Regions from separate parts of the Homo sapiens genome. Here region 2 is linked to region 1. The links are chromatin contacts, found by Hi-C or POLR2A ChIA-PET in ENCODE. All regions are on one chromosome and are shown on one strand. The core of a region is the stretch at or near the end of the contact, and the rest is flanking DNA. Distances in the headings are between cores, read along the strand shown.

Region 1 (3,964 bases), core at 18-2,517:
CAAATATGTGTTTTAAGTCTTGGCTCACAAAGGAGAATTTGTTTCTATGTATGTATGTATCGCTTTGTTATTATCCTGTGTACTTTTTTAATATAACATTTTAAAAATATGTAACATTTAAACATGTAAAATGTAACGTTTTAAAAATAAATACAAATAAATGGGAAACGATTTGCAACAAACGAGTTGCTATCCTTAATAAGCAAAAAATTCTCACAAATAAAAAAGAAAAATCTTACTCCCTTAATTTTTTAAATGGGAAAAGCCATCTCTGAAGAACCATAAATGGTCAGTAAACATGAAGGGGGACTATCTTAAGCTCACAAAGTTGAAACATGAGGCATCATTTTTCACCGACTAAATAGCCAAAGAAAAATTTAAACAGTGAGACAATACCAGCAAGCTTCCACTGAAGAACGGGAAGACCCTAAGATAGGCTCCAGGAGTCTACGATACCAGTCTCCTTGAACTATGGGGACGTGGACGTCCCTGGTCACAAGTTGCCTGACTTTGGGCGATGTCTACGGCTGTAAATTTGGGATTATATAGCCACAGCACAGAACTGTTGTAAGGCTCCAGTGATACTCATAGGCAAAAGCAATATAAGTGACTGTTAGTTTTTGTTCAGCCTATTCATCCTTACATTTACTTTTGTCGGAAAAGAACTGGAATCACAGGAAAATCTGAGGTTTTTTTTTTTTTTTTTTTTTTGAGACAGAGTCTCGCTCTGTCGCCCAGGCTGGAGTGCAGCACATCTCAGTTCACTGCAAGCTCCGCCTCCCGGGTTCACGCCATTCTCCTGCCTCAGCCTCCCGAGTAGCTGGAACTACAGGCGCCCGCCAACATGCCCAGCTAAATTTTTGTATTTTTAGTAGAGACGGGGTTTCACCGTGTTAGCCAGGATGGTCTCTATCTCCTGACCTCGTGATCCGCCCGCCTCGGCCACCGCGCCCGGCCGAAAATCTGAATATTTTAATGGAAAACTGGGAGTGAGATTCGGGAATTACTTGAGACCAACAATGATGGGTGGTGCCAGGAGAAAGCCAGGGTGGGAACGGCCCAGGCGAGATGCGGGACCCTCCAGGTGCCGCCGCTCACAAGGACCCCTGACTCCTAGCGCACCCTCCCCTGGCCTTGGAGATTCCGCCGGGCTAGCGGCTACCGGGAGAAGGCGGTGGAAACTGTAGAGCCCGCGGCTCTGATTGGCTACCTCAGAGCAAGGGGCGGGGCGGCGGAGGACCCGAAGGGCGCGAGAGCGGAACACTGCGTACGCGCACTTCCGGTCTTTGTGGCTTGCAGCTCGGGGTGGGTGGCTCATTTCCTGGCCGCTCCTGGGCTTCGCGGTGAGGGACGTGGGCCCCTAGGAAGAGGGAGGTGGGGTTGGGAGCGCGCGCCGGACAGTGGAGGAGCTCCGCTCCTCGGCCTGCCCATCCCCAGGTCGCGGCCCTTTGGCCCGCGCGGCGTCTCCAAGCGACTGGGGAACTCAGAGGAGGCCAGCACTCAAACTCCTGCTTTCCAAAGGAAAACGCAGTTCCGCTGACCCCGTGACTTCGTAAATGCTGCGGTTTAACCAAGGATATAAAAATAGAAGGGCTAGTTAGTTAGTTAGTTAGTGCGGCCGGACTGGTTAAACCTTAAATTTGTAGGCTAAATATTTTAATTCATCTCTTAACGTTAACCGTAGTGTGAGGAATGAATTTTACTCATCTGTCCTGACAAACTAAGGGCATACATTCCTATCGATATCTCGCCATCCTAAAAGCAGGTCAAGTTTGGTCTGTGTCACAACATTTAATACCTATTTGTTACCATATTTTGCTTTTGAACATTTTTAGTCTTGGGATATTCTAAGCTTTTTCAGAACTGATACGGATCTCTTTGCTGCTTTTGTGTATGTGATACCTATCATGTTTTTGAACACATGGTAAGCATTTTACAGATACGTCTTGGTTCTTGGTCAATTCCTCTGTAGACTCGTTTATTCATAAGCAAAAATCTTAATGCTCAGTAAGTGCCTCAGTGTTTGTTGAAGTAATTCGGTAAACACCAAATGCGATCAAATGACAAATATCCAATATTTACATCAACTCATGTTTAATGTGAACTTTTAAAAAAACGTTATTACTGCCTTAAATGAAAATCAACATTACTTGCTTTAGATAGAAAGTAAGTAAAAATAAATGTTTAAAATCAGTATTACTAAATTCTGCCTAAATATTTTTACTCTTGGAAGTCTGATTCTGAAGCCTGTATTTTATTTAAAAGAGAGTTCTACAAGTTTTATTAATACATACATGTTAAAGATAGACTTTTCTCCTTGATACAATCAGAATTGAAAGAATTGGAAAGGAAATTTTCTCACTATGTGATTGATGTTAATGTTGCATTCACATTCTTAGGCTTCTAAAATAGTTTTTTCTAACATTAGTGGTAGGAATTCTTCATAATGGGAGACACTAATTGAGGTTAATGATTTTTAGTTTATCATCACATTATTGTTTTATTTAGTGATAGCCCCAAATCTACTCCCTTTCAATATATTACTAAAGTTACTCATCTTTCTTATTACAAGTACTTAGAGATTTTATTGATTGCTGTAAGTTAACTGCTTTTATATCCTTCAGGAAAGAAGAGATTACTCACACTCCTTCGCAAGCACAGAACCAGTTGTACTGAGCTTTTTGCTAAGCTGTTTCAGCCAAGAATGGCTGTGGAATCTGGAGTGATTTCAACCCTGATACCTCAGGATCCTCCGGAACAAGAACTAATACTAGTGAAAGTAGAAGATAACTTTTCCTGGGATGAGAAATTTAAGCAGAATGGGAGTACTCAATCCTGCCAAGAATTGTTTCGTCAGCAATTCAGAAAATTTTGCTACCAGGAGACACCTGGGCCCCGGGAGGCTCTGAGCCGACTCCAGGAACTTTGCTATCAGTGGCTAATGCCAGAGTTGCACACAAAGGAGCAGATCTTAGAACTGCTGGTACTGGAGCAGTTCCTGAGCATTCTGCCTGAGGAGCTGCAGATCTGGGTTCAGCAACATAATCCAGAAAGCGGCGAGGAAGCTGTGACCCTGTTGGAGGATTTAGAGAGGGAGTTTGATGACCCAGGGCAGCAGGTGGGAACGGAGAAAAGTGATGTGGGAAAAGGAATTTACAGCCTGGAGCATGTAATGGTATCATAACAGTAGGATAAAAATTTTTATGTCTCTACTGAACCCTAACCTGAAGTGACTAATAGAGCCATACTTGTCTATACCCTTGAATGGTCTTTTTCCCCTGTCCTTCATCCCTGGAGATGTCATCATTGACCTCTTTGAGATTTTTACTAAGCAAGTTTTCTTAGGGATTTTCTCACAAAGCTAACCATATTTTACTGATTTCAGGTCCCAGCTAGTCCACAGGGACCAGCAGTGCCATGGAAGGATTTAACATGTCTCAGAGCATCCCAAGAGTCAACAGACATCCACCTCCAGCCCTTAAAGACACAGCTGAAATCCTGGAAACCATGCCTTTCCCCTAAAAGTGGTGAGGAATGGGAAATCATCTGGAAACTCTTGACACTTAGGCCTCTGTTTTTGAGAATGCAGAATTAATTGCACTTGACAAACTTGCCACATGTGAGCATCACCTTTATTATTCTAAACCAGAGGTGCTCGCTTTAGCGGCTTTGTATTCACCCCTCATGAATTGCTGTCAGCCCTCCTGTGTGAGTTTCCCTGTTATTCATTCATTCATTTCATTATGTTGTAACTTTATAAAGCGTCAATACATGTCTGGTACTGTGGTAGGCCCCAGGAGAGGTTTCAGGTCTAGGTGGGTGATGGACAAATAAAAAGGCAGTTGCAATGTAGTAAATTATAGAATATAAGTAGGCAGTGGGTACTGTTGGAGCACATCTAAAGGCACCTAACCCAATCTTAGAGGATCAAGGAACACTTCCTGAAGGAAGAAAATCTAAGCTA
Region 2 (3,619 bases), core at 1,118-3,617, 360 kb before region 1:
ACTACAGGCACATGCCAGCACGCCTGGCTAATTTTTTGTTGTTGTTTTCATAGAGACAGAGTCTTTGCTATGTTGCCTAGGCTGGTCTCAAACTCCTGGCCTCAAGTGATCCTCCTGCCTCGGCCTCCCAAAGTGTGTGAGCCACTATGCCTGGCCTATTCAGATTTTTTAAGTAATGTTTATATTTTGCTTATTAAAAGACTATTAACACATACTCAATGTAGAAAGTTTGAAAAAGGCAGAGAAGAACAACGAAAAATATTCAAACTGACCTATAATTCTGGAATCCAAAGACAGCCACTGTTAACATCTATGGTGACCTAAAACAACATGATGCTAAGGTTATTTTATAGGGTCAAGTGTATTATTTATCTTTTTTTGAGATGGGGTCTTGCCTTTTTTCCCCAGGCTGGTCTTGAACTCCTGGGCTCAAACAGTCCTCCTGCTTCAGCCTCCCGAAGTGCTGGGATTCCCAGCCCTTATCTATTTAGGTTTCATTAATTTGGAATGCCTGATCATTTAAATTTGAATTTCAAACTGAAATTTACCTTTGCAATGTCTCTGAAGATAGATCTGCCCAGAAATAAATAGCATAAAATTTAAGGAGACTTTTTATCCTTTTAATACTACAAAGAGTGTTCAAAACTTTAGCAGTATGAATATGCAAATAAATATCTTACCAGTCACTAATACATCTCCATCTATTCCTTAAGGCCGACCTACCAAGAGATTTGTCTGGCAAGACTATGGTCTTACAGCTGAGATTGCAACTATAAGAAATAAAACTTCAGTTTTAAAAAAATCCTGGACTTCGCTTTCTTAAAGCCTCTCAATTGAAAATTGTTGCTGCTAATTTAGATTAAGATTACCAAACGGAATAAAAAGATAGTAGTTAATACATCATGATTAATGGCAGGTAACCACTGCCCTAGCAAATGATGAGTACAAAGTTATTCTTGGTGTAGAAGTCTTAAGTACTGTTAGTTTATACTCATAATTCTTTAAAGTATTAAGTGATAGGGTTCACTTAATATTTTAAGTTCATATTTTAAGCATTTTAGGTGAATATTTTATGGTTAGGATTAGGTTTTAACTCATAGTTCTTAAATTAGTGTAATATTAAGCAAAAGTAACAATTTTAGTTAAGTCTCTTACAGAAAGGAAAAAGTAGAAGTCTTAAAGAGTTAAGTCAGTTACTAAGATGGCAAAAATTCCTCATAACATTTCTGAGATTTTAAAAATGCTGTATACCAAATGATTTTATAGTAATTCATGTCAATATCAATTCTTATTTTGAAACAATAAAAATGTATTTGATTAAAATATGATAACTGGTTAACATTTTACACAGCACAGGTTGATTTGTGAAGCCTACTCCTTTATTTGCAGGTCATAAAAAAATCTAACGAGTCATTCTTTATTTCTTCAATTGTATCTGCTAGAGGTTGGGAGTGAAACAGAGAGTAATGTGGATTCTGAATTTGCACGGACTCAGTTTGAGGATCTTGTTCCCTCACCAACCTCTGAAAAGGCTTTTCTAGCGCAAATCCATGCCCGAAAACCTGGGTACATTCACAGTGGAGCTACCACAAGTACCATGCGTGGCGACATGTGAGTATCTTCCGCTTGGAAGCATTTTCTCAGTAACAAAACAATCTGTAGGAGACAATAAGAAAGTAAAAGCATAATTGTTTAGGGTTTTTTTAACCTTCAGAAGGGGTGACATAGTTTTCTGTTCTGCCAGAGATATAGAAGGGTGCTACATTTAAATTCGGCATTGTAATATTTCCCCTCTTACAATTTCCAGAGAGTTATCAATAACCTAAACCAACCAGTGCCTATCAAGAGCCTGCCTTGCCCAAGGCACATTGCTAGTGCTATACAAAATAGTATTAAAAAACTGCTGCCACCCTTTTAGGACTCACAGACTAGTTCAGGAGATAAATCATCCTATCTTCTGAACTTATTGTATTTGCACTTAGAGGATACCATGACATTGGAGAGGTCTCTGTCCAGAATTGGTGTAAACAACATCACATAAGTATTTGGAATTGAAATAAGTACATGTATAAAATCTCATTATAAAGAAATCCAGTTTGGTTGACTTGTTGAATTTGTATGAATCTGACCCTCCAAAGACTTATTTGCAAAAGTTTTCACCCAGTTCTGGAGCTTGTCAGAAACCAGCAGCATCAGTAACGTCCCCACTAGACTTTCTGTGACCCTGGATCAGCTCAAATTAGTCAACAGAGAAAACCAAAGCTGAGAAACAAAGGCAAAGCTGGGACAGAGCTGCAGAGCCCAACTTGGGAGAAAAAGGAGAAAAACAAAAGAAATGAAGAAAGTGGCCCATTAAATGACCATGGTTCATGGAGTTATGGGAAATGTGGGCAAAGGCTGACCCAAAAGCTGGGGGAGGGAGTTTCTGAATGCTAAAAATACTTCAGAAGGGTGATGTTGCTTAATATGAAAAGTACTTCAGACTAGTCTATAAAAATAAACTGGCCATTTTAAAGACTCAGAGAAGAAACTAAACAGAGGCCTTTCTGGTGTTTGGCTCTCCATCCAAGCAGTGAATAAACAATCAGTAATCATGGAGAATTATCAAGAGGTGTGGTCTGAGAGTCAGCTATGAAGCAGCAGAGAGTAGGATCAAAACAAAACCATTATCATGGGACTTAACATGGCAGTACGCTGCTGCTTAATATAGTTTGCTTTCTTGTCCTTTCTTCTGTATTCTAGAATTGTTGGATTTGTTATTCAAAATGGTGAATTAGTTGTCATCTGTTTTGTCTGGTAAATTCATATCTATTTGACTTTTTATTATTAAGCATTTATATGGCAGTTAGCTAGAATTTCCTTGTCCTAATTCTAAAATCCAAGACTATTGAGGCCACCCTAATCTGCTAGCCCTGGTATGCTGAGTAGCAGTACCAGCTACCAACATGTGACTCAGGAGTTAGGGAAGGAAAGTTAACAGAGTCCTGGGCAGACCCATTTAGCCTGGCCCCAAACCTCCAAAAATAACCAGAACATGTTGTACAGCTATAAATAAACGCAAACAACGACATTTAAGTTCCAACCTAGAAACTTCTTCTTGACCACTTATTTCATTTTAGGGAATAATTTAATATTTCTATTGTCTAAACATGTACTTGTGTTTTACCCTGAGACTCTTTTAGTCCTATGATTTAGGTAGTGAGTTTATGTCCAGCCCCATGAAAAGCTTTGCATAGTCTAGGATGAATAGATGGAGACAGAGTCCCACATTAGGGAATGAGGTCATTTTTATCTATTTATTTGATAGTGGAATTGGATAATTAAAATGCTTTTTTTTTTTTTTTTTTTTTTTTTCAGATTTAGAGCTAAGGTCAAGAGTTATGGGTTAGTAGCCCTCCTGGCATTGACTAGCTGATATTCTAAGACTTAATTCTATAAAAATAAGGCATGAATGTGGTATGCATGCATATGTGTATGTGCATGTATGTGCGTATGTGTAACACAAAAGAGGTTAAATTATAACCAAATGTCCTTAAGCATTATTTCACTAGAGGGCTCACTCTCCACACAGAAAGTGATCTTGGGTTCTATTTTAAACAAGAATAAAAAGAGCCCTCAG

Evidence for each region. A loop is a pair of places that touch in the nucleus more often than their neighbours do. ChIA-PET counts read pairs that join two places held with the same protein, here RNA polymerase II (POLR2A). Pooled maps may share reads with other maps.
Region 2: a loop to region 1 is called in a map of psoas muscle, with 2.3 times the contacts of the local background. The contact joins the enhancer-like site here to the promoter of ZNF397 in region 1. A Hi-C loop is called at or near these places in 1 of 168 maps with a recorded cell type or tissue (psoas muscle) and 4 of 50 pooled maps. POLR2A ChIA-PET finds 5 or more read pairs at or near these places in 3 of 52 experiments (GM12878, HepG2 and OCI-LY7).

The regions. Positions count from the first base shown.
Region 1 is chr18:35,239,767-35,243,730 of GRCh38, forward strand. ZNF397 (zinc finger protein 397) reads left to right here and starts at 1,268. Exons shown (of 4, transcript NM_001135178.3): 1 at 1,268-1,343; 2 at 2,625-3,118; 3 at 3,386-3,527. The coding sequence starts at 2,705. RefSeq lists enhancers at 950-1,059, 1,005-1,530 and a silencer at 1,320-1,449.
Region 2 is chr18:34,878,109-34,881,727 of GRCh38, forward strand. DTNA (dystrobrevin alpha) reads left to right here. Exons shown (of 23, transcript NM_001386795.1): 20 at 1,443-1,611. Among named protein-coding and RNA genes, the nearest start is that of DTNA-AS1, 110 kb to the left of the region's middle. Within about 2 kb of position 2,368, at least 3 of the 41 ENCODE cell types and tissues checked have a DNase peak (open chromatin) inside an H3K27ac peak, as active enhancers do.